3 separate regions of the Homo sapiens genome follow, and regions 2 and 3 are each linked to region 1. Evidence: read pairs that join two places in POLR2A ChIA-PET (ENCODE). Cell type or tissue: GM12878. All regions are shown on one strand.

Evidence for each region. ChIA-PET counts read pairs that join two places held together with the same protein. Peaks named below come from ENCODE experiments on the same cell type or tissue, not always from the same donor. Only the 100,000 strongest peaks of a DNase experiment are listed, where the experiment ranks them.
Region 2: POLR2A ChIA-PET joins it to region 1 with 13 read pairs; 3 of 35 experiments call an interaction of 5 or more read pairs at or near these places.
Region 3: POLR2A ChIA-PET joins it to region 1 with 11 read pairs; 4 of 35 experiments call an interaction of 5 or more read pairs at or near these places.

What each region holds. Positions count from the first base shown.
Region 1 is chr12:4,211,772-4,219,771 of GRCh38, forward strand. No RefSeq gene overlaps it. Among named protein-coding and RNA genes, the nearest start is that of CCND2, 58 kb to the right of the region's middle. RefSeq lists an enhancer at 3,318-3,537. In GM12878, no CTCF peak of the experiment used is centred here; DNase peaks (open chromatin) are centred at 3,324, 3,700, 4,290 and 5,558; H3K4me3 peaks cover 1,278 bases; H3K27ac peaks cover 2,152 bases.
Region 2 is chr12:4,104,538-4,112,537 of GRCh38, forward strand. It overlaps LOC124900317 (a long non-coding RNA gene), which reads right to left. Exons shown (of 4, transcript XR_007063173.1): 2 at 6,906-7,023; 3 at 5,385-5,743; 4 at 1-4,128. It also overlaps the pseudogene RPL18P9. Among named protein-coding and RNA genes, the nearest start is that of LINC03141, 97 kb to the left of the region's middle. RefSeq lists enhancers at 2,846-3,140, 3,228-3,287. In GM12878, a CTCF peak has its summit at 3,023 (motif pointing right); a DNase peak (open chromatin) is centred at 3,084; H3K27ac peaks cover 1,189 bases.
Region 3 is chr12:4,138,771-4,146,770 of GRCh38, forward strand. No RefSeq gene overlaps it. Among named protein-coding and RNA genes, the nearest start is that of LINC03141, 130 kb to the left of the region's middle. RefSeq lists an enhancer at 7,575-7,674. In GM12878, a CTCF peak has its summit at 5,281; DNase peaks (open chromatin) are centred at 4,331 and 7,701; H3K4me3 peaks cover 672 bases; H3K27ac peaks cover 3,097 bases.

The DNA.
Region 1 (8,000 bases):
AACTGCCTGGGCCCAAGCAGAGGGGAGGAGGCAAACAAGATCCTCTGGGGCTTTTTACTTTCTGCCCCAGACGGACCAGACGAAAGATGCCCTTTGTGGTCTCTTTGGACCAACAAGACTCTGTGATCATAGAGGAATGTGAGCATGAATGCCAGGTTCCCACCAAGTGCTGGTAATGATGAAGTGTCTCTTGGGCAATTTTTATATGATGAAAATGTGGTGGTGCTTTTAAGAGGTTTCAAGAGCCGTAGGCAAAAAGATGCTCTGATGACAGTGGAATGAGATGCTCAAGGCTCTCACCTCCATTATCTCATTGAAGTCTCTCCAGTCCTTTAGGGATCAGAGGGAAGCAGTCAAGGTAATTCCCATCTTACAGAGGGGAAATTAAAAACCCGAGATCTTAGAGCCCAGAAGTTCACCATGTTTATTCTGTATTTGGCTTAGTAAGTGATTACCCTTAATACAAGAAGTTTCTAGTAGACAGGACAACTTGGAATATTTCCTTCCTTTACATTAAAATTCAATCTAGCATCACTGAGAATTTGGTATTTAAAAAATGCTGTTTGCTGCTGGGAAAGAAGGTTATGGGGAAGATGGTGATGATGCTGACAACGATGACTATGACCAGTACCAGAGACCTGAATTCATTCAGGAATAACAGTACAAAGAACACCTGTCCCCAGGTCCTTGAGCGCTGAGGCCCAAACACCTTACAGAATCCCCCCAGTTTGGTGACAAACCACTCCTATCGTGAACTACCAAAAAAGGGGAGCAGGGAGATTGGAATAACCAGCTCTTTGGTAGATAATCCAGGTCCGTAGTCTATGGTTCTGGACTCTGGATGATTCCCTGAGCCAGCCTGTCAATAACTGATTCCAGCAGGGATGTCTGGCTTGGGCTGGGGGCACTGGCAGATAAGGACATGCAGTGCTCAGATGTCGCTTCAGAAAAGGACTTGCAGAGTGTGATTAGCTGATGGGCTCCAGCTTTTAGCTCCCTGGGGTCCGCCATGACTTCCTACCTGAGGTCACACATTCCTTGCAAGAGGATGGATGGGAATCAGCCAATGATCGAGCAAGGTGCTAGCAAAAATGCATACCAATTTCCTTGCTATGTGGGACTCCTTCATTGGGCAGTCTTTGCTCTGGAGCTGCCCATTGGGCTGGCATGGACTTTGTTGGATGTACATGGTAATCTTGTGGCTCCTTCTGCCTTGTTCTACTTTCTCCCCTTTTCTCTCACAGGTCTTCTTCCTGCAAACTTTCTGCACTCCTAACTCCACCGCAGCATCTGCCTTCTGGAGAACACAGCTGTCACACCTGTGTTAAGCTCCAAAGCGCTGGAGGTACCTAGTGCCTGGATGAAACTAGAGACATGGAGATATTGCACCCAATAGGACAAGGATGAATCCAGCCCACAGGCCACCAGAGAGGAGGAATACAGCTAAGTGGCTGAGGGCATGGATGCTAGCAGCTGGCACCAGCGCTAACCAAGGGCTTATCAGGACAAGGGAGGCAGCTCCCCTCCATGCCAGCCAACTGCACTTAGGTGACGATGCTGAGGATTTCTGCAGTCTAAGTTACTCTGAAGCTTGGGCAAATTGTTTTACTGCCTTCAGCCTTAGTTACCCCATATATAAAATGGGATAAGTGACACGTGTTGTTAAAGTTCACCTTTCATCGGACCCCAAAATGATTCTAGAGATAGAGAGCAGATTAGGGGTCGCTTAGGGCTGAGGAAGATGGGGCTATAGGAGGCTGATAGCTAAAGGGCACAGGGTTTCTTTCTGATGTGATGAAAAAGCTCTAAAATTGACTGCGGTGATGATTGCATAACTCTGTGAATATACTCAAAAATCACTGAATTGTACACTCTGAATGAGCGAGTTGTATAACACGTGAATTGTATTTCAACCAAGCTGCTATTTTAAAACACTTAGCTCAATGAATCATTGCAAGATGAATAACCCATGTAACCATCACCCAAGTCAGGAAATGGAATATTCTAGAATCCCAAAGTCCACCTACCGCCTGCGAGGACATGTATTTTTTGTTTGTTTGTTTAGTCTCCTGTCCCCAGAAATCTTATGGCACATCTCTGAAATAGGTCATTTGGTGTGACTGGTATTAACTTCCACTGGGTCTGCAAGGAAACATGGTGGCCTCCCTGGTGATCCTTCTCATGAAACACAGAGTTCATTCCTAGCGTCCTATTTTAAAAGGGATACTGGCAAATCTGAGCCCATCCCAAAGGTGTGTGAACAGATGAGGAGATCTAGTGTTCACATGAACAAAAGCTGAGGATCCAGGTCCACATAGCCTGGAGAAAAGATTTCTGGGGGACCGAATTGTTGTCTTTCCATAGTAAAGGGTTACCACATGGAAGTGAAGGCACCTGTGCTTTGTCACCCACAGGGCAGATCTAGGAAACAGGAGATGGGGCAGTGCCAACATGTATAGTGTCCAGCATTACATATGGCACGTGACACACAAATACCACCAGAGTCATTTATCAAGGGCCTAGTACATGTCGGGCTTTGCGTGTTCTCTCGAATCCTCACAAAGACCTTGTCAGATGGGTATAATAATCCATGTTTTGCAAAAGAGGAATGAACTGGGAGAAGAAGATTTGCCAATGGGGACAGATGAGACAGTGTGGCCCTCTTAGGCGCCAACATCTTTATCCTGCATTAAATGAACATGCAAGCTTGTCCAACAGACAGGCATCAAAGGCTGTTTAGAAGAGAAGGGAAAAGAAATGGAGAGGGAGCAGGGGACCTCCCAAGCTCATTGCAGGTGTGTCCCTAAGAACTCCAGAGGCCCGGCCAGGTACAGTGGCTCACGCCTGTAATCCCAGCACTTTGGGAGGTGGGCGGATCACGAGGTCAGGAGATGGAGACCACCCTGGCTAACACGGTGAAACCCCGTCTCTACTAAAAAAATACAAAAAAATTAGCCGGGCGTGGTGGTGGGCGGCTGTAGTCCCAGCTACTCGGGAGGCTGAGGCAGGAGAATGGCGTGAACCCGGGAGGCGGAGCTTGCAGTGAGCCGAGATTGAGCCACTGCACTCCAGCCTGGGCGACAGAGCAAGACTCTGTCTAAAAAAAAAAAAAAAAAAAAAAAGAAGATGATGATGAAACTGAGGATTAGGAAGGTTAAGCGACTTGCCTGGACCAAGATCATCAGCTGCATGAACCTCTTAACAAAATGTTGGTCTAAAAAGCTATGTCAGGCTTATTCCTGGTTCCTCGTCTAAGCTGCTGTGACATTCTTCACACACGTCACCCTTTCCCTGGCCTTAGTTTCCCAATCTTTGGGCATGGGGCCTGAGCAGAGGGCTGTATAGCGGCTTGAGCAAGTGGTCTGGCGAGAAGAAAGTGCCTTCTGAAATTGAGTCTGTTCTGTGGCAGCGTTTGGGTGGAGCCCCCGATTTTGGCCCAAATTGCGCAAATAGTTGATCATAAAGAAGATTAAACAGACAAGTGAGATTTGCGCCGGTGGTCTCAAGATGGGACAAGTTTGTTCTAGATTTGAAAGTCATGCTTCAGTGCTCCAATGTAGCAAATTTTCTGTCCCTGGGGCTCTGGGGAAACCCTTGTGTAGTATATTTGCTTTCAGTTTCCTTTGACAGAGGTAGGGAGCTGGTGAGTGGGGGAAACATGCCCTTTTTCTAGGATCCCTCAACGCTTAATAGACGTGCAATCACCATCATCCAGCAAGGGCGTTGACAGCTTCTCAACTTCTGAACATTCACCCAGCAACCCGCGCCATGCCCCTGCGGTCTGGCCCTTGTCCAGCCTGCTGAGCCTTCTCTGTCAGAACCTTCATAAAAACAGGAACAGGATCTCTGACGGCCCAGAGGCTAACTCTGTCTCCTTTCTTGCCCGTTTTACTCTGGGCCCTCCCACGTGCCCACCAAACGCTGAAGGGAAGATTTTCTTAACTCAGTAAATGGCCACACATGTGTCTCGCTTCTGCAGTTCTGGCTTGGAGAAGTTTAATGTCTCGGGGCTGGAATAGCCTTGGAAGTCCTCAGGTTTATCCCACTGCCTCTGGGTTGACCACGTCGAGAGCTCCCCAGGACTCTCTGCCTCCCCATGTTTCTTAAGCCCACATCTGTGCAGAGCTTGTGGATCCTCAGTCAGATCAACCAGTCAATCTCCAAAGCTGCTCACCATCTAGTGCCACTGAGAGCCTTAATGCAGATATAGATGATGACCTGGTAGCTCACATGTACTACCCAGGGCTTTAGAGAATATTCAAAAAGTGCAAGTCCTTGTATGACTCAGGATGTGTCAGGTAGGTAGCTCCCGGGAGACAGAGAGAAGGCGGGTAGCCCCTCCATTGTGTGTTTAGCTCTTTCAACAATCCCTTGTAAGGTCTGTTAAATTATCTTGAGCACACAGCTCATTTTCTCAAATAAAATCTGTTCACTTTAAGGAAGAGAGATGCTTTATCTTCCCTCCTATTATTCCTGGCATCAAACCTAGCAAATAGTAATAATAATAATAGCTATGAGTTATGACTGCCTACTCTGTTCCAGACACTGCAAAAGGAACTGTAAATACATTAGCTTACCTTACCTTGACGAGAATTCTATGAGTCAGATATTGTTACCATTTGAAAGACGAAGAATGAAGGATCAGATTCATTCAGTGACTTGTTCCATCCTGACCTTTCAGCCTATAGCTGATGGAATCAGCATTCTAACCCAGGATAATCTGAGAAAAGGCTGGATAAGTCAGGATAAGCCAAGCTATGCTGCAGGTACAAGTAAACTCTAAAGTTTCCGTGGCTTTGTATAATAAAAGTGTATTTTTCACCCACGCAAAAGTGGTTGCAGATCTGAGTGCATCTCCAGGGTAGTTTTCCTCCTTGTGGCAGCTCAGCTACCCTTCCCTTTTCCCACCCCAACATGGGGCCTCTATTGTCAATCTACCTGAAGACAAAGGGCTGGAGCTTCACGCAGGGGCTTCCATGCTTAGGGCTGAAGATGACCTGACTGTATCACCACCAAACACATTCCATTAGCTAGTCATTCACAGGGCCCCACCTAACTTCAAGGAACCTGGGAAAGTAGACTTCTCTGTGCCCAGGAAAGAGGAAAACCAGGTATGGAGAAGCCCTAGTAATCTCTGCTACAAAAGCCAACATGCTTTCTACCATGCTAAACTGCCTCTAAAACTGAAAATAAAAAATAAAGTATGTTCTAATGACATTGCCACTGAGGTTGTCACGTGCACACAAAAGACTGGAGTGGGTGAGTTGGGGAAGATAGAGGAGCCGTTCATGCTGTAGACAAAACGCAAGACTTTTTGGTACATCAAATCAGCCCCCAAATCCCCGACCTAATTAGTGCCCAGACAGAGGAGCTGGACTGCCCCCATCTTTCCTCTCAGATGGATTTCCAGTCTTCTGTGACTTCTTCTTATCAAGGTGCCCCTAATATTCACTGTAACAGAACCTCCCACATATACACCACTCGCTGCTGGGGTGCACAGCAGAGAGAGAGGAAGTTAGGAGGCAGGGCTGGCATATGTGACACTTCGCATACATTTTCTCATTTCATCCTTGCAGCAAACCCACTTGGTGTAGCTCTTGGTAGTTTCACCCATTGAATAGTACAGGAAATTGAGACTCAGAATAATTAAATCGCTTTTGAAAGGCCACTTACGGGGACCTTCTCACTCCAAATGGACTTTTCTCACTACGACCATGTCAAATTTGCCCCCGGTCTGTTTTATTTACTTAAGTGGATCTCAGTCGCATGGAAATGGATTAATCATAATACTTATTTCATTCTGCACTCCTATAGTTGCCCCATGCATAACCCTACTTGATTGTTTGGCTATTGTTTTGAAAAATGTAACACGCTCCTAGAAACATACCACCCAACACATGGTTCTTCTTCATCCCACTCTGCCTGCCTCTTCCATGCACTGTAATTAACATACTACATTTTAGATGCATCTTTATCTTGCTTTCCTTTTATATAATTTCATTTTATTTATTTATTTATTTATTTATTTTAGAGACAGAGTCTTGCTCTGTCACCTAGGCTGGAGTGCAGTGGTGCAATCATAGCTAACTGCAGCCTCAAACTCCTGGGCTCAAGCGATCCTCCTGCCTCAGCCTCCCAAAATGCTGGGACCGCTGGCAGGCACCATCATGCCCAGCTACTTCTAATTTTTTTGTAGAGATTAGGGTCTCACTATGTTGCCTAGGCTGGTCTGGAACTCCTGGCCTCAAGCAACCCTCCCATCTCAGCCTCCCAAAGAGCTGGGATTACAGGCATGAGCTACTTTGCCTGGCTGTTTTATTAATTTTGAACACTGTAATATTTCGTTGTGTGAAATACTACAAATAATGTTTTCAGCTACTCTCTTATTTTTGCTATTGTGAGCAATTGCTATGAATGTCTTTTGCTGTGTGTGAAAAGGTTGTTTATGTAACCAGGAGTGAAATTGCTGTGCAATAAGTATGTGAACATTTTTCAAAATGGTTGTAATCATTTATACACCCTTAAGGAATGAGAGATTTGTGGATTTATTCATACATCTTCTGCAACATTTGGTTTGGTTAGACTTTGTAACTTGCCAGTAGAATTAACACATTTCCCTGATCACAATGAGGTTGAGTATCTCTTTGTTTATTAACTATGTGTGTTTCCTCTTCCGCAGAAGACCTGTCCAGGTCTCTTAATGATTTTTCTATCAGCTTGCTTATGTTTTTCTTATTGATTTCTAGGAGTTCTTTATAATATTCTTCAAACTAATCTGTTTACAAGTTGTCTTTTCTGTATATTCAAGGCATTACATGATGTTCTTTGCTTTAATACCTCTAAGGTTAGCACTTTCTGTTTTGAGAAACTCTTCTCTGCTCCAAGGTTTAAAAGATATTTGCCTATATTTTCAACTAAATTTAGAATTTACAGCCTGAAGTTTAAAAATTTTAGGTTTTTTTTTTGACAATTAAGTCAATCTGGAGTTGTTTGTTTTTATATGGTGTGAGGCAGGGAATAATTTTCATATTTTCCTTATAGATAACCTTTTTTTTTCAGCTTTATTTATCAGATAGTACACAGGTCTGTTTCTGCATTCTCTATCCTATTCCATCAGTCAATGTGCCCATCCTGTGGCGCTGCCACAATGTCTTCATTACTCAGGCAGTGTGTGATTAGCCTCTTGTGGCTCTGTTTCCCCCAAAATTGGCAATGATGTTATCTCTCTCTTTAGAACTTTATGGTTCAGATGAATTTCCTTTTCTCTCTGACCTACTCAATTGTAATCTGACACTTGTTACACTCAAAAGGTCTTTACACATAGAGGGAGTGGGCAAAGTAAGCTCTTGCTCCCATCAGGCACCTTCCTCTAGGGACTCTCGCCATCAGTGGCCAGGGCCCAGAATCTCAAACTTGCTTGCCTCTAGCACCAGGCACCTCTGTCCATCCCAAACAACTTCCATCACCTCTGGAAGGTCTCACAGTATCCCAGTCAGGCAGAGTCCCCATCTCCAGTTTTTTGTTTCGTTTTTGTTGTTGTTATTGTTTTCTTTTTTTGAGACAGGGTCTGGCTCTGTTGCCCAGGCTGGAATGCAATGGTGAGATCTTTGCTCACTGCAACCTCTGCCTCCTGGGTTCAAGTGATCCTTCTGCCTCAGCCTCCTGGGTAACTGGGATTACAAGCATACGCCACCATGCCAGCCTAATTTTTGTATTTTCAGTAGAAATGGGGTTTCACCATATTGGCCAGGCTGGTCTGGAACTCCTGGCCTCAAGTGATCCACCCACCTCAGTCTCCCAAAGTGCTGGGATTACAGGTGTGAGCCACCATGCCCAGCCCCTACCTCCAGTTTTACTAAATCCCAGGGAAGCATTTGTGATGGGAAAAGAAAAACTTTACAACTTATGCGGCTAGCTCTGTTTGGTGGATGAGTGAGTCCTGCTTATCTAAGATTTGATCCAGTTCAAATTAAGAAAACTGTAATTTCAGAGTTTCTCTT
Region 2 (8,000 bases), 110 kb before region 1:
ACTTATTTATTTATTTATTTATTGAGACGGAGTCTCGTTCTGTCGCCCAGGCTGGAGGGGAGTGGCGTGATCTCGACTCACTGCAATCTCCACCTCCCAGGTTCACGCCATTCTCCTGCCTCAGCCTCCCGAGTGGCTGGGACTACAGGCGCCCGCCACCACACCCGGCTAATTTTTTGTATTTTTAGTAGAGACAGGTTTTCACCGTGTTAGCCAGGATGGCCTCGAGCTCCTGACCTTGTGATCCGCCTGCCTCGGCCTCCCAAAGTGCTGGCATTACAGGCACGGGCCACCGCGCCCAGCCGAATAAGGCTTTTATCTTTAATTAATTCATGCACTCATGCATGACATTACTTGTTATTAGAGTTAGACAAGGAATAGCATCCATTCTATTCATACTTTTCATTTTTATAGAAGTAATGCTGGGAAACCTTGTTCACGTAAATAAGTTTGGATGGAGTTTTATTATAGCAATATGATTTGGCTCTCTGAACTCTTTCCAAGTTCTAAGCCAAAAATAACATACTGCTCTATCATCAAGAATTATTTTTAATAATCTATCAGCTGACAACTCCATTAGGTCCTCTTCTGATATTGTTGAAAGCAAAGAATTGGAAAACATCTGACTTGCAAATATTTATTACCTAGTCTTTGTGGTCATTAAGTCCTCTTTTTCTGGGAAATCACCTAAAATACTTTATCAAGACTTATTAAATGATTGTTAATTATGCTTGTTATTCTTTCTCATAAAGACACCTTCTAATTTGATATACTTAAAAAGGGTTGGAGAAATTGAAATATCTTTCATTTCAATATAAGTTTACCAAAACTTTTTTGTACATTGATTTTATATTATCATATACTTTATTTTTATTGTGGAAATTTTAAGAGCTGAAAATTTAGCACATTCAGTTTATGGCACTTTAAGGTAATTGTTGAAGTGGGTCATAAAATTAATCACCCAGAGTAGACTTATTCTTTGTCCCCCACCAAAACACTTAGTTTTCATTTTTTTTTTCTTTTCTTTTTTTTTGAGACGGAGTCTCTCTCTGTTGCCAGGCTGGAGTGCAATGGCACTATCTCGGCTCACTGCAACCTCTGCCTCCCAGGTTCAAGTGAGTCTTCTGCCTCAACCTCCTGAGTAGCTGGGACTACAGGCATAAGCAATCACATCCAGCTAATTTTTGTATTTTTAGTAGAGACAGGGTTTCACCATGTTGGCCAGGATGGTCTTCATCTCTTGACCTCATGATCTGCCCGCCTCGGCCCCCCAAAATGCTGGGATTACAGGCATAAGTCACCGTGCTCGTCCAGTTTTCATTTTTCAAGCCAAATCAATGAGTTAATATATGTCCCCAAGACAAACATTCTGCATTCTAATTCTAAGATAGTAGACATACTAGATTAGATAGATAGATAGATGATAGATAGATAGACAGACAGACAGATAGATAGATAGATATTGATAGAGCATGAAGCTGTACCATGAATTTATCACCGGGATGAAATAATGTGCCACCACCCTCAATACTTCCTACCTTCACTAACCTTATTTTATTTTCATGAGATTTGCATGATGGCAATATGTTCTTTGATAATCCTTGGGGGAAGGATGAGGGGACTCATTAGACAAATATTGGTATCATATTTTTGCCTTACCACACAACCTATCTTGCCCTGTGTCTAATTCCATGCTTTGCCCGTCACAGACGTATGTATAAGACAGAGAGAGACACAAAACCTTAGAGATTTATGTTGCCTTCATTAATATTTTCAGTTGTCCTTTTTTGGATGCCATGGAAGTTTGTACACTTGGCCTAATGCACCATAGTAAGTAAGATTTGGGATGAGAGAGAGTTAACAGAATTTTTTCCTTTTGTAAAGTGGGAAAAGCGCTATTGAGAAAGGGCAGGCAGGACCAGAGAACCAGCCCGACCCCCCAGCTGCAGGTGCACTGTCTGCTAGATCAGTTCAGGGAAGGGCAGATACGGCATTCAGCATCTGGAAATGGAGTGCCTTGAAACAATTCATGCCCAAATACCCCCTGGGAAGTCTTCCTGTCTCTTCAGGGACACTCACACTCCAGGTTGTAAACGGTGGTTCTAATACCCCCTCCTTGCAAACCACACCTATAAATAGGTGTGTAGAGACATAGAACATGTTATGAGCTTCACCAAGACCTTCCGAGCCACCATTTCCCCACTGCTCGAACCCTGACCACGGAACATCTCACAATGTGCAGGCAGCACATACCGTGATCAGTGCCACAACTTAGACTTAGTGCAATGGTGAAATACTGAGAAAGAAAAACCAAAGTGCCTCCAGGAAGTAAACAGCCCATGACAAGAGGCCAGACAGACCACACATGAAACAGACGCACCACACATGAAATGTGCATAAGAATACAGTGGAGATATTTACGCTTCTTGTTAAAAAAGATGGGGCAGACAGCTAGAGGGGTGAAGGAACTGGAAATACGGGATCTCAGAGACTAGGGAGACTTCCTGGAGTTGCATTTGTTTTAGAGACTCCGAGAAGGGCACACATGAGATTTGATGGAGTAAGGAAGGCCAGTGTGCTGATACCGTTTTAAAACTTCCACAGCTGTCTTCTGGTAAATGAAAATGTCCTGAAGTCCTTTCCTCTCCAGAGCTAAGATGTGTTTTTGAGCCTGACTTCTATATTCAGTGATAGGAGAAAGAGAGGAAGAAAGGGAGAAAAAAGGGGACAAACTGGAATTTCTCAACTTCTGGACTAGTGGTAGTCAATTGAGTTAATTTATACTAAAGTGTTAATGACACACAACAGTTATACCCTCCAAAGATCCCCTGTAGCATAAAGGCTCTGTGAAATACTGTATATGTTGAGGAATCAAAGTAACAAAGCAATAATGTAAAAGGGAAATTAGGCAAAAGGAATGGGGGAGAGGACTGGTTCTCAGCATTCAAGCAACCCAATCGGGAAACCCCCTGCAATGACAAAACTTATCTAGCGCACCAATGGGGCCAGTAGATATCATCTGCCAGTAGATGGCGGTCTTCATACTAATTGACTCTTCACTGGAACAGCCCTTCTTTCTACCAGATATTTGTAGGGTTGGTTGGCTTATTGCAGAGGTGGAAAAGGAAGCTACCTCCGCAGTGTAAATTGGAGAGCCCTGCGTGAGAGCTCCCCCTGCTCAAAATTTACTCCCTCACAGACTCGGTCACTTATGTCTAAAAGTCCTATTTATTCAACCCTTTATGGAGGAGGGCAGATTGCTGACAAGAAGTGAAACTGGGGTTAGTCATTAACACTTTAGCAGGAACTAATTTGGTATATTAATTCAGGAAAGAAAGGAACTTTCCAGGCACTGGACACTTAATAGCCTTCTTTAAAAGAAAAAAAAAAAAAAAAAGAAGGTGCCCAGACACAGTGGCTCACACCTGTAATCCCAACACTTTGGGAGGCCAAGGCAGGAGGATCGCTTGAGCCCAGGAGCTCCAGACCAGCCCGGGTAACATAGCAAGACCCTGTCTCTACAAAAAGAAAATAAATTAGCTGGGTGTGGTGGCATGTGCCTGTGGTCCCAAGCTACTCGGGAGGCTGAGGCAGGAGGATCACTTGAACCCAGGAGATTGAGGCTGCAGTGAGCTATAATTGTGCCACTGCACTCCAGCCTGGACAACAGAGCAAGACCTGGTCTCAACAACAACAGAAAAAGTAAATAGAAGAAGTAGGCAGAAAAGAAATGGTAGGTTGCAATAGATGGGTTTTGGCTTGGGCCAGACCTGAACACTGTTTCCTTCAACTCCCATCCCACAATGGAGGACCGGGTCCCCTCAGGTTTGCCGAACAGACCATAAAGCTTGTTAACCTTGGCTGGGCGCCGAGGCAGGATAATCCTAATTTCTTGGCACTCCCTACACGGATGCCCATGGATCTCTTTGGCCCAGTACTTTCTTCATCCCTAGGATGGCCTGAGCAGTAAGGGGACATCGCAAAAGAGGAGTTATTCAGAAAGAGGCCAAGATGGTGAGAAGACCTGAAACTGGTGCAGTAGCTATCTGTCCCATGGTAAACTAGAGAAGAGAAGACACATATTCATCAAGGCACTGGCCTCTGACACCAATGGTTGTCATGTGGAACCTGCAAACCCAAAGAGAGAATCAGAAGTTAGAGAGAAATTGATCACTATGCAATGTAAGAACAACTTCACCTTCTGTCATCACCATCTGAAGACAGGCTGATGATGGTTACGGTAAAATAATAATCATCATGACAATAAATCACATTTATTTAACCATCCCTTGTGGCTAGGCGCTGTGTTCCACATGCCTGATTTCATTTGACAATTGCAACATTGCTGTGGAGTGGGTATTACTATGACCACCTTTTTACAGATGAGGAAACAGGCTGAGAAGAATTAAATAACATATTCAGTATGACCCTGAGCATTTAACCATGCCGCGAGGCTGCCTCCTTAGACAGAACGGGCTGCCCTGGGAGTCTACAAGTTCACAGTACAGAGGCATTGGAGCAGAGGCTAGGGACATCTGGCTGGGGTGCTGCAAAGGAGACTCATGGGATTCAATCATCTTAAAGGTCCTCCCAACTCCTAGGGCATACAGATCCACACACTCATTCAGCAAATATGCACAGAGTGCCAGGCTGTGTCCTAGGAACTAAGAAGATGATGTTATCGAAAGAAGGAGGAGGAAGAGAAGGGCACAGAGGAGGAGAGAGGAAAGAAAGGGGGAAGAGAGAAAGGAGGAAGAGGAGGAGAATGGGAACAGCAACTAAAAATTTTTAAAAACAATTTTTTTAAAAAATTCACATCACTATTAATATAATAGGGGCTACTTTACAGAAGTGAAAAAAATGCTATGAAAAAAATATAGTGGGGCATATAACCTAATCTGAAGAACCCAGGAAACTTTCTTCAAACTAGAAGGGAAGTGACATTTTTCTTTTTTTTTCAGCATCCAATTTTTTTTTTTTTAATTTTTAGTAGAGACATAGAGACGAGGTCTTGCTATGTTGCCCAGGCTGATCTCAAACTTCTGACCTCAAGTGATACTCTCACCCCAGCATACCAAAGTGCTGAGATTACTGGAATGAACCATTGCCTCTGGTCCTAAAATATTTAAATAAGAGAGGATGACCCAGGGTTAGTTTTTTTTTAGCTGGGGCTGGCCCTTGGGGTGGACATAGGGTTTGGTGTGGCTGTGTGGGGTTCCCCAGGCCTGGCCGAAATGCCTGTACACCTTGGCCCTTGTAAGTATGGGAGAGCAGGCTGAAGCCACAGGCCTTGGGAAGGCCAGGGCCAGCTGGGCAAAGGTGAGGGTTTTGCCCAGGCTTGAGGATGCGGCTGTAGATCTGCTGCTCACATGCAATGCACACACCTTGAGTTTGGGCACCTCCAGCACGGGCACAACATCCATTATGATCCCCACAACCACAGCTGTTTTGTTCTTCCAGCCAGAAAGCTTCATCTTCCCCATCATATGGGAGAGAGACAGAGGTGGCCAGTTTCTGTGACTCATTAACAATGTCTTCAGCACAACCTGGTTGAAGGTGGAGTTGGTTCATCTGGCCGGAAACCTGAACAGCTTGACCAACAGCCTTTGGTGGATGTCCTGGCTCTTGGGCTCCTGATGCCGAACCTTTTGGTCCTTGTCATGGCAAACATCAACTCCCTCGATGGCACCTTCTGCCCTGCCAGGTCCAGAAGGGAAATGACATTTAAGCTGAGACCTGAAAGCTGAAGAAGAGATACCTAAGCAAATAAGTCTAGGAAACAGCCTTTATAAAAGCCCCATGGATGCTGGGAGCATGGCTCATGCCTATAATCCTAGCACTTTGGGAGGCCAAGGTGGGAGGGGAGCATTGCTTGAGGCCAGGAGTTTGAAACCAGCCTGAGCAAAATAGTGGGGCCCCCGTCTCTACAAAAATTTTTTCTAAAAAAAATTAGCCAGGCATGGTGGCATACGCCTGTAGCCCCAGCTTCTTGGGATGCTGAGATGGGAGCATCGCTTGAGCCCAGGAGTTCAAGGCTGCAGTGAGCTGTGATCGTGTCACTGCACTCCAGCCTGGGCAGCAGAGTGAAATCTTGACTCAAAAAAAAAAAAAAGCCTATGGCGGGAGACTTTGGCTCTTTGAGGATCAGAAGGAAGTGTGGGAGGAGTCAGGCAAGAGGAGCTGACCTGGGCTGCTGCTAGAGAATTAAGCAGGGGTTAGAAGCCATGTTGAGACTATCCTTAGAGTGAGGGTGGGACTTTGAAGTATTTTAAGCAGGGTAGAGACACGAGATCTATGTCTTCAACGACTGCTGTGATTGCTGTATGGTGCCTGCAAGGGAAGAGGGTGGAACCCAGGGGAGTCATGGCAAGGAGATCCCTGTGGAGGTTGGTACAGAATAGGAAATTGCCGTCTTTTGAATGGTTCGTGTGGCACTGCCCATCCACACTGGCCCTGCACATCTTCTTGAAGGGAAGAAAACCCAGGTGGAGAAAGTAGAAGCTAGACTTGGGAGCTGGGGTAGATCTCCACCAGCCTGACCCACCCAGCAACTGTCCTTTCTGGTCTTCACTCTTGCTGTGGTTTTCAAATCTGCATTCAGCAACTGAGGCAAAGCGCGTGTGCTTGGGGATCTTACACACCCTTCCATAATCAGTGACAGCTGCAACCCCGAGTGTTCGCCTCCCACCCTGCCCGTGCTTATGGTTCCTTCCCTGCCACCCAAGAAGAAGATGTAGGAAGCTGGAAGTGAAGAAAAAGAAGGCTAGGCAGTGGCTAGGGAGTCAAAGAGAAGGAAGGTTCAGACATTTTTTGAATAAAAATTCTAAGCCAGATATTTATTCTAATGCACAAAAGAGTTAAGGATGAATGCAGTTCTTGTAGATCTGGCAAATGATGCTACCAACCCTGAGTTAGGAGAGCTCTGTCCATTCCTGGTTTCTGCCCCAACTTCCTTTTTCTCTCAGTTTCCTCACTCTCGAACAGAGTTAATAGCCGGCATCACTTTTATTTTGCAAACTCAAGCTGGAAGGAAGAGTGTTTGGATAGTTAAAATCTTGATAGAGAAGTGAGGCCGTGGTGTTGCCAGGACTGTCATCAGATGGCAGAGGTGGGAAAGAGCCAACTTTTGCTTCCAACCGTCCGTCATATCATTCCATGCTTTTCATTGGAATTAAATCCTCTGTGTTCTAGAACTTCTTTAGAGTCTCATTCTGCAGGGCTCCTCCTCAAAGTGTTTTTTCCACCAGCAATCCCTACCTGTCCCTGTTCCATAAGCCCCCAATTCTTAAGATCTTTGTGAGGGAGACACTGCAGACACATCTTCAATCAAGTCAGAGAGCACCCTTACCCACCCTCTGCTAAATTCAGTCAAGAAATCCCTCAAATATACAAGTTCAGCATCCCTAATCCAAAAATCCAAAATCTGAAATGCTTCAGATCCAAATTTTTGAGTGTGGACATGATGCCACAAGTGAGAATTTTTATACATTAAGTACTTAACACAAACCCTGTTTCATGCACAAAATTACTTAAAATATTTTCTAAAATTACCTTCAGGCTATGTATATAAGGCGTATACGAAAAATAAATTAGTTTTGTGTTTAGACTTGGATCCCATCCCCAAGATATTCATTATGTGCAAAATATTCCAAAGTCTGAAAATATAAAAAATCCAGAGCACTGCTGTTCCCAAGCATTTTGGACGAGTGATACTCAACCTATAGTAGTTGGCTGGTATATTTGGGTTTCTGGAGCACTCAAACTGAGATACAGTTCCTGACCTCAAGGAGCTTACCCTCGTGCCATCCAAGAAAGCAGGCAAACCAGGGCTCCAGAAACATTTACACAGGAGACGCGTTTAACAACCTGCAACAGGAAAACCAGTGACATAACCATGCGGTCAATGGAAGTTTTCTTTGTGCTTAGTATTCTCTAGAAATGACTGAAGCCTGGCTCCCTCTGTCAAAGCAGCACATTCTCCCACTGTGCTTCACCCCTGC
Region 3 (8,000 bases), 73 kb before region 1:
CTTAATCCAGTCTATCATTGTTGGACATTTGGGTTGCTTCCAAGTCTTTGCTATTGTGAATAGTGCTGCAATAAACATATGTGTGCATGTGTCTTTATAGCAGCATGATTTATAATCCTTTGGGTATATATCCAGTAATGGGATGGCTGGGTCAAATGGTATTTCTAGTTCTAGATCCTTGAGGAATTGCCACACTGACTTCCACAATGGTTGAACTAGTTTACAGTCCCACCAACAGTGTAAAATTATTCCTATTTCTCCACATCCTCTCCAGCACCTGTTGTTTCCTGACTTTTTAATGATTGCCATTCTAACTGGTGTGAGATGGTATCTCACTGTGGTTTTGATTTGCATTTCTCTGATGGCCAGTGATGATGAGCATTTTTTCCTGTGTCTGTTGGCTGCATAAATGTCTTCTTTTGAAAAGTGTCTGTTCATATCCTTCACCCACTTTTTGATGGAGTTGTTTGATTTTTTCTTGTAAATTTGTTTAAGTTCTTTGTAGATTCTGGATATTAGCATTTACCATTGCAGCGAGGGGTTTTTGTAGGTAGCTAGCTTCCTTGCCCCGGGGGTGGCATGCAAATATTGCATGCCTTCAGCTGAGTAGGAGATTACTGCCTTGGAGAGAGGATGGAAGGAGATGGCCTCTTAAGCCTCCTCCTACTTGGGTTTCCTGATCTGACCAGTAGAGCCAATGTCTCGTCTCCTACCCTGTGCCTGGGATCAGCTGGAGTACTGCCCTCTCTGAGGCATCTGCTAGCATATAAGAAGGAATCTTTCATCTGGATGTTTTTTAGGGACCATCCTACAAGCTGGCTTTCTAAGGATCTTCCAGCTCTTAGATCCCCTAACTCATACATAAAAACGAATATGTATTTTCTTATCCTTCTGGAAGGAGTCTCAGTGCCCACAGCCCATCACACATATGCACACACACACAGCCTACTGAACACACTGCACATCCTCCCCAGAATGTTGCCAGAGATTTTATCTCATTCACCTGTGATGTGCCCAGCACCTACTATGGAGCTTGGCATATAAAAAGTAGGTGCATAAATAGTATAAGCTAGGCTGAGCATGGGGGCTCATGCCTGTAGTCCTAGAACTTTAGGAGGTCAAGGCGGGAGGATTGCTTGAGCCCAGGGGTTCAAGACCAACCTGGGCAAGATGGTGAGACCCTGTCGCTACAAAAAGAAAAAAAAATTTTTTAATTAGCTAGGCATGATGGCACATGCCTGTGGCCCCAGCTACTTGGAGGCTGAGCTGGGAGGATCTTCTGAGCTGAAGAAGTCAAGGAGGCAGTGAGCTATGATGGTACCACTGCACTACAGCTTGGGCCACAAAGGGAGACCCTGTCTATAAGAATAAATAAGTAACTTTTAAAAGGATGAACTAAATTGAATGCACAGTGCCTGTGGGTTGCTGTAACACTTTCTTTCTCTCTTTACCCAATGAACCCCCTCGCAGAGACTGTCTAGAGTCCCCCAAAGAGCTGGGTTTTGAGGGGTTGAGGTCCTACTGTAAGAGTCAACTGTGCTAAGCACAGTTCACTGTAACTTCCTCCCCACCCTCAACCCTGCCCCCACCCCTTGATCTCCTATAGGCCCATGATGAAACCCCTACCCTAAAATCTGTTTCCTTAAGTTGATGCTGGTGGATCTGGCAGCATCACTCTCCCCTTTCTCCTGTTCTCCCACTTTTCTCGTCTTCATCCTTTCCTTTCCACACTGTTTTCCTTTCCTCTCTCCTTTCACTCTGTTCCTTGTCCTCTCCTCGCTTCTCTCTTCTCTTTCTCCCCCTCTCTCTCCAACTAGAGGGGAAAAAGAAAAGTGTCAGTTTTGCTCCAGCCAAGCAGCTGGGCCCTCAGCCAGTGCCTTCCCTCCAGCTGCCTGATGTAGGATGATCTAAATAAGAAATGTGGGGGTGGGGGTAGTGTCTTCCAGGGACTCCCTTCACTAGCCTCCTGGGTTAAAAAGCACACTGGGGAATCTCTGCCTTTGGCTGGGGCAGCGCCTCTGGCCAGTTTGGGCAACACCCTCCGCCATCATGACTACCGTCTCTGCTGCCCTGAAGGGGACGCATGTTTCCAGGTGACAGGTTTGGAGGCTGCCTTAACTCTTTTTTAGGGAGAACGGGTTCTGCTCCAGGTCCCTAAAATGGTTTGGTTGCCGCAAAAGCCCCAGGCATGGCTGGGAAAGTCCAGATGTGTGTTAGAGGTGAAGTAGAGAGAAGACAAGGGCTTACTTTCTGCATCTACCCAAAACTCCTCAGGGGAGACCCCAGAAAAGAAAGAGCTCAGGGGCCTGTGGGTGGGTGGGAGTGAATGCTAAAGAGGAGACCTGGAGGCCCAGGGAAAAGGTCATGACCCACTAAATACACAGGCAAAAGGGGCCCCACAGCCTGGGTCCCCAGGTGAAAGAGCAGGAAACGGGAATGTCTCCCGGGTCTTGACATGTGGTTGTAATGATCACAGACCCCTTAGGCTCAAAGGGACCTCAGAGGTCATCTCCATCCTCCTGCTTCCTGGTGGGGCTGGATGTAAATTAGTCAAGATGTGCAGGCAGCTCTGTTCTTAAAGGTCCCTGGAGAAGGAAAACCGGGCTCCTTTTCACTGCATATTAGGCTCAGGATCCTGGTGTTGACTTTTTCCAGATCATCCAGAAAGGTCACAGTTTACAAAGGCTACATCCGAAATTGCCCTGTGACTTGGCTGGCTGTCTGGACTCCTGGGCCTTCGGTCAATAGTGCATTGTCATCACAAGTTTCCCACGCAAGAGTTCTTGCTGTCCAGCTCAATTCCTCTGGCTGCTGTTGAGGGTCTGTGCTCATCTCCATGACATATGCAAAGTGCTTAGAATGGTGCTTGGCACATAGTGAGCACTACGTAAGTGTTAGATATTATCATAATTGCTGCTATGGTTGCAGCTTTCAGTGGAGATGGAAATCAGTTACTCATCAGTGTCCTTCTTGAGAGTACCCATTGCCTATAATGCTGTCCTAAAGGCAGAGAGGGGATTTGAGAATCATACATAGCTAAGGTGTCTCCCCTGACCTACCTCCCCAGCCAGGTTATGCCCCCTTTATCCTGTGTGTTCCCAGAACCACATTAGCTGACCTTTTTGAAGGGGCAGTAGTATGGTATAGTCATGGCTAGGGGCTCTGAATAGGGAAGACATAAAATGTATTATCCAATCCAGGATGCTTTTGCAAGTGGGGAAAATGGCTACTGTTAATGAGGTATGCCAACAGGCATAAACCAGAATTTTCCCAGGCAAAGTGGGACACCCATCACCCTAGCTCTGGGTTTGAATCAAGTCTCTACGATTGGTTCTTTGGCAGATCCTGAGCAGTGTAGTTTGTGTCTTGAGCTCAGGTTTTTCTTTTCCTTTTGAGATGGGGTCTCACTCTGTCACCCAGGCTGTAGTACAGTGATGTGATCACAGCTCACTGCAGCCTCAACCTCCCTGGGCTCAGGTGATCCTCCCACCTCAGCCTCCTAAGTAGCTGGAACTATGGGCCCACATCACCACACTGGGCTAATTTTTTTGTATTTTCTAGAGACGAGGTTTTGCCATGCTGCTCAGGTTGGTCTCAAACTCCTGGGCTCAAGCAATCCTCCTGCCTCAGCCTCCCAAAGTGCTGGGATGAAGGTGGGAGCACCTGCTCCACCATTGAGCTCAGGTTGCTTATTAGTATAACATACCAAGGTAAAATTTCTACCCCCTAGGACAGAGGATCTCAGCCTTTGAAGTACGTGAGAGTTTATCAAAAAGCAAGATGCTCAACTCCACTCCTGGAAACTGGTCCAATGGGTCAGGGGGTGACCTAGGAGTCTGCATTTGGACAATCACCTCAAGGGATTCTGGGAGGGGATCTGCAGGTCAACATTTCAGAAACATTGCCTTTGGGTCACAGTAAAGACCATGAAAATAACTTGAGGGGACACCTGGAAGAGCGCGGACCACATTTCTGGAGTAGAGAGGTGCAATGTCTTGCCCATATTCACCCGAATCTAGCAGTAGAGCTGATCCCAGCCCAGGTGTGACAATTTGCAGATATGCGGATGACGGACAGCTCCCAGGTCCAGGCCAGGCACTGCAGAACGTTCTATTCCTGCTGCTCACCTTCCCCCGCCCGCCCGCAAGCTCCACCTGGAGGACCTGGGTGGGGTGGAGCACAGGTTTGCTGAGAAATCTGGCTGAGAGATCTGACCGTTAAATGGGTTTCATCCTGAAATGACTTTGAGTGAAAACTGAAAGTAAAACTTGAAACCACCCACTTCCCGCTGCTTCCTTCCCTCGAGCGCTGAGTGCAGCTAAGCCACTCCTGTCTTGTAGGGCTTGCTCCTGCCTCGCCCTTCCCAGACCAAGCCCTGAACCCCACTGACGGTCGTGCCTGAGCCCCACCCTTGGCACCACCTCAAGGACTCTGTTCCTCCCCTCCCACTGCCCAGGCGGAAGTCAAAACCGTGCGTACTGCAGAGGAGGCACATCCTTCGAGAACAGCGAACACCCCAGCCTTCTTATCAACCCTGACTCCTATTCATATCCTCACCCTATTTATTAAATAAGAACCAGTTCTTTCATTTAAAAAATGGATCAAAGACGGCTGGGCGCAGCGTCTCACATCTGTAATCTCAGCACTTTGGGAGGCCAAGGCGGGAGGATCACCTGAGGTCAGGAGTTCGAGACCAGCCTGGCCAACGTGGTGAAACCCCGTCTCTACTAAAAATACAAAAAATTAGTCAGGCGTGGTGGCAGGCACCTGTAATCCCAGCTATTCGGGAGGCTGAGGCAGGAGAATTGCTTGAACTGGCAGGTGGAGGTTGCAGTGAACCGAGATAGCGCCATTGCACTCCAGCCCGGGTGACAGAGCAAGACTCCATCTCAAATAATAATAATAAAATAAAATAAATAAAAAGTTATCAAAGACATGTGTAATGACCACAGCCTCCGAGCTGCATATTAAGCATAATGCAATACTGAGTGGGCATCATTTAAGTCAAAAACACAAAATCATAACATTTAAAATACACATTTTACTGTGAAAGCAAGGTACATGCTCACAGCAAAAACTCAAACAGCACAGAAATGGAAGACATAGTTTCAAGAATCTCATCCTCCAAAAGCCGCCTCTTTTAATAGTTCAGCATTTTTTAAAATCCTATATTGTAGTGAGTCTGTGCAGCAGAATTCCTATTGAATGCACACTGTTACCTGAAGCTCTGAGAGGTTAAGTTAACTTGCCCAACATCACTAGGCTAGGACGTGGTAGTGCCACTTGGTGATATCGTGAGACAGAGAGAAAAACAAAAAAACAAAAAAAACGACCTGCTACTAGGGAAAGAGACAGGTGGGATACAACACACTGAGAAGTGGGGGCATTGCCCAGTCTGTTCACACTTGCCTAGGAGACAGGAATGACCTCGGCAGATGCACACATTAGCCAGGAGCCCAGCCTAATGCGTGGAATTAAATATTGAAAGCTGAAATGCAGTTTAGGGATCATGGAGTGGCACCTCTTAATTTTATAGAAAGGAAAACTGAGACCCAGAAAACCAGTGCCAAATAGGCCAGTGATCTTCAAACACTTCCCAAGAAATATGCCAGCCCGGGCAGCTTCAAGGCATCCCTTTCCTGACTTCAGCTTCCACAGTGCTCATTTCTGTCTAGATCTGCCTACTGTCCCGCCTCACAATTGTTCTCCTCTCACTTTACAGAAAAAAATGCACCTCTCACCCATCCTGCATCTTACTACATCCCGGGTATAAATGGTCTGGGGCCTCAAACAAGGGAACAAACAAAACCTTGGCATCAGTAAAGAGCAGCCTTCTTTACTTAAGGCTCTTCTTGCCTTACACATATTTATTCTAAGGTCGAAGCTCCATGGTGGAAATGGGAGTGTTTTGTCTGCCATGGGATACACTGAATTCAGATACAGTGTAGAGCAGGGGCAAGAATGCTGATAATTTCTATTTAACCACCTTACTTCTTCTTTCCTCCTGCAAAAGTCAAAAGAGACCTTGCCTCAAGGAGAGACCTGTGAGAGCACAGCAAGCGGCTATCAGTGTGAACTATCAGGTTGTCACCTGATTTCTTCCAGGAGATAAGCACAGGGCAAGTCCATGCCTTTCCTATCAATCTATCTGAAAATCAGAATTCAGAAAAGAGACGGTTATCCCTAAGGCATATGTGAATTCTTCTTGGCCTGGCTCATGCTCCATCATTTCTCCATGATTTCAGCTCCTAGCCCACTGTCACTCTCTCCAGTCCTATCTTTTGTCTTGGAGATTTTAAAATACAGTAAGCACGCTTCTTGGGACACCTCTTTTCCCCTGCCACACTGTATCCACCTCCCCCATGGTCCACACACTAGACCTTGTTATTATCAATAATTTCAATCCCACTGTAACCTCAATTTCCGGCTCTTTTTTTTTTTTTAGACGGAGTTTTGCTCTGTCGCCAGGCTGGAGTGCAGTGGTGCGATCTCAGCTCACTGCAACCCCTGCCTCCTGGGTTCAAGCTATTCTCCTGCCTCAGCCTCCTGAGCAGCTGGGATTATAGGCGCCCGCCACCATGCCCAGCTAATTTTTTTGCATTTTTAGTAGAGACAGGGTTTCACCATGTTGGTCAGGCTCGTCTCGAACTCCTGACCTCGTGATCCACTAGCCTCCCAAAGTACTGGGATTACAGGCGTGAGCCACCTCACCTGGCCAGGCATGCCACTCTTTAATCCCACCTCCTGCCTTTCCAGCTGACCCCTCTAGAACCTCAATTCCACTCAGCCTTGGACCCCACCAGATCCTGCCATCCATTGATATTATCTCTTCTTCACTGGCCTCACTCCCTCTCCCCTTCTTACTACCCACCTTCAATTTCATGGCCAGTCATTGTGATCACCCCCTTGCACACCTCCTCAATTCCTTACCTTTTCTTGCTTTACCACAGCAAGATATGAGCTGAGGAGCATAAGGCAGCTGGCAGAGGTATCAAGACCACCATAATGTGTGAGCATTCCTGGGTGCTCCTTGGAAACGCTGGGGGTCCCTAGAGCTACAGGGGATAGGGAATGCCAGTTGATGTTACTAGGACACGAAAACAAAGCATGCTCCCTGAAGGCTGAAGAAATGGGGGAGTCTTGGGTTACATGAGGATTTATGAGGACCCTAAACTATCCCTGGAGGAGACCCAGCAACTGTGCTTAGTGGTTCCCCTGAAGTTAGTACTTTGCAGTTCAGCCTGCCTAGAAACCCACCACCATCGCTCATCCTTTCTCGGGGCACAGCTCCAAGCGATAGTGACTCACTTCTCAGTGTACATCTTGTACTCACACTTTCCAAGAGAAAGTGTCCGATGGAGTCACCGTGTCACTGTCTCATGGGGAAGACCCCTATGGAACAGAGTGTTTTGCCAAGCCACCTCGAAGGAGTCAGACTACTTTCTGGCTTGGGTGCCAATCCCTTGGTCAGCTTTCTGCAACCTGAGTGGCAGAACTCATAGCACAGGACATGACCACTGGCTGTGGAAGGTGCTGCCTGTGACAAGTGAGTTGTGGTCCTCAGAGCATCCTAGATCACACTGGCTCACGCTCAATTCTGAGAACCAGCTCTTAGTTTCATCTTTCATTAATCCAGGAACTCTGTACATTCACCTTCAAGGGGAATTTCGCTGGCAGTCCCCAGGCTCAGAGGCTGACTCGTGATGTCTCGATCAGACACAAAAAAAGGTACCTGTTCCACTCGCCTCCCCACACAGTGATTTCATGTGCAAAACCTGTGAGGAGAGTGTGATGGGAAACTTCATGTTCTGTTTCCAGTTCTGAGCTTTATTGTGAAGAAAGCAGATGGATGTGGGTTCAAATTCTGGTTTTATCTCGTCAGCTGTCAGACCCTGCGCAGTTTACTTAGGCTATCTGAACCTCCATCTCCTCATCTGTATGGGGAGAATGATGTTTACCTTTCTGAATCTTAGGGAGGTTTCAATGACTTGTATTTAGCA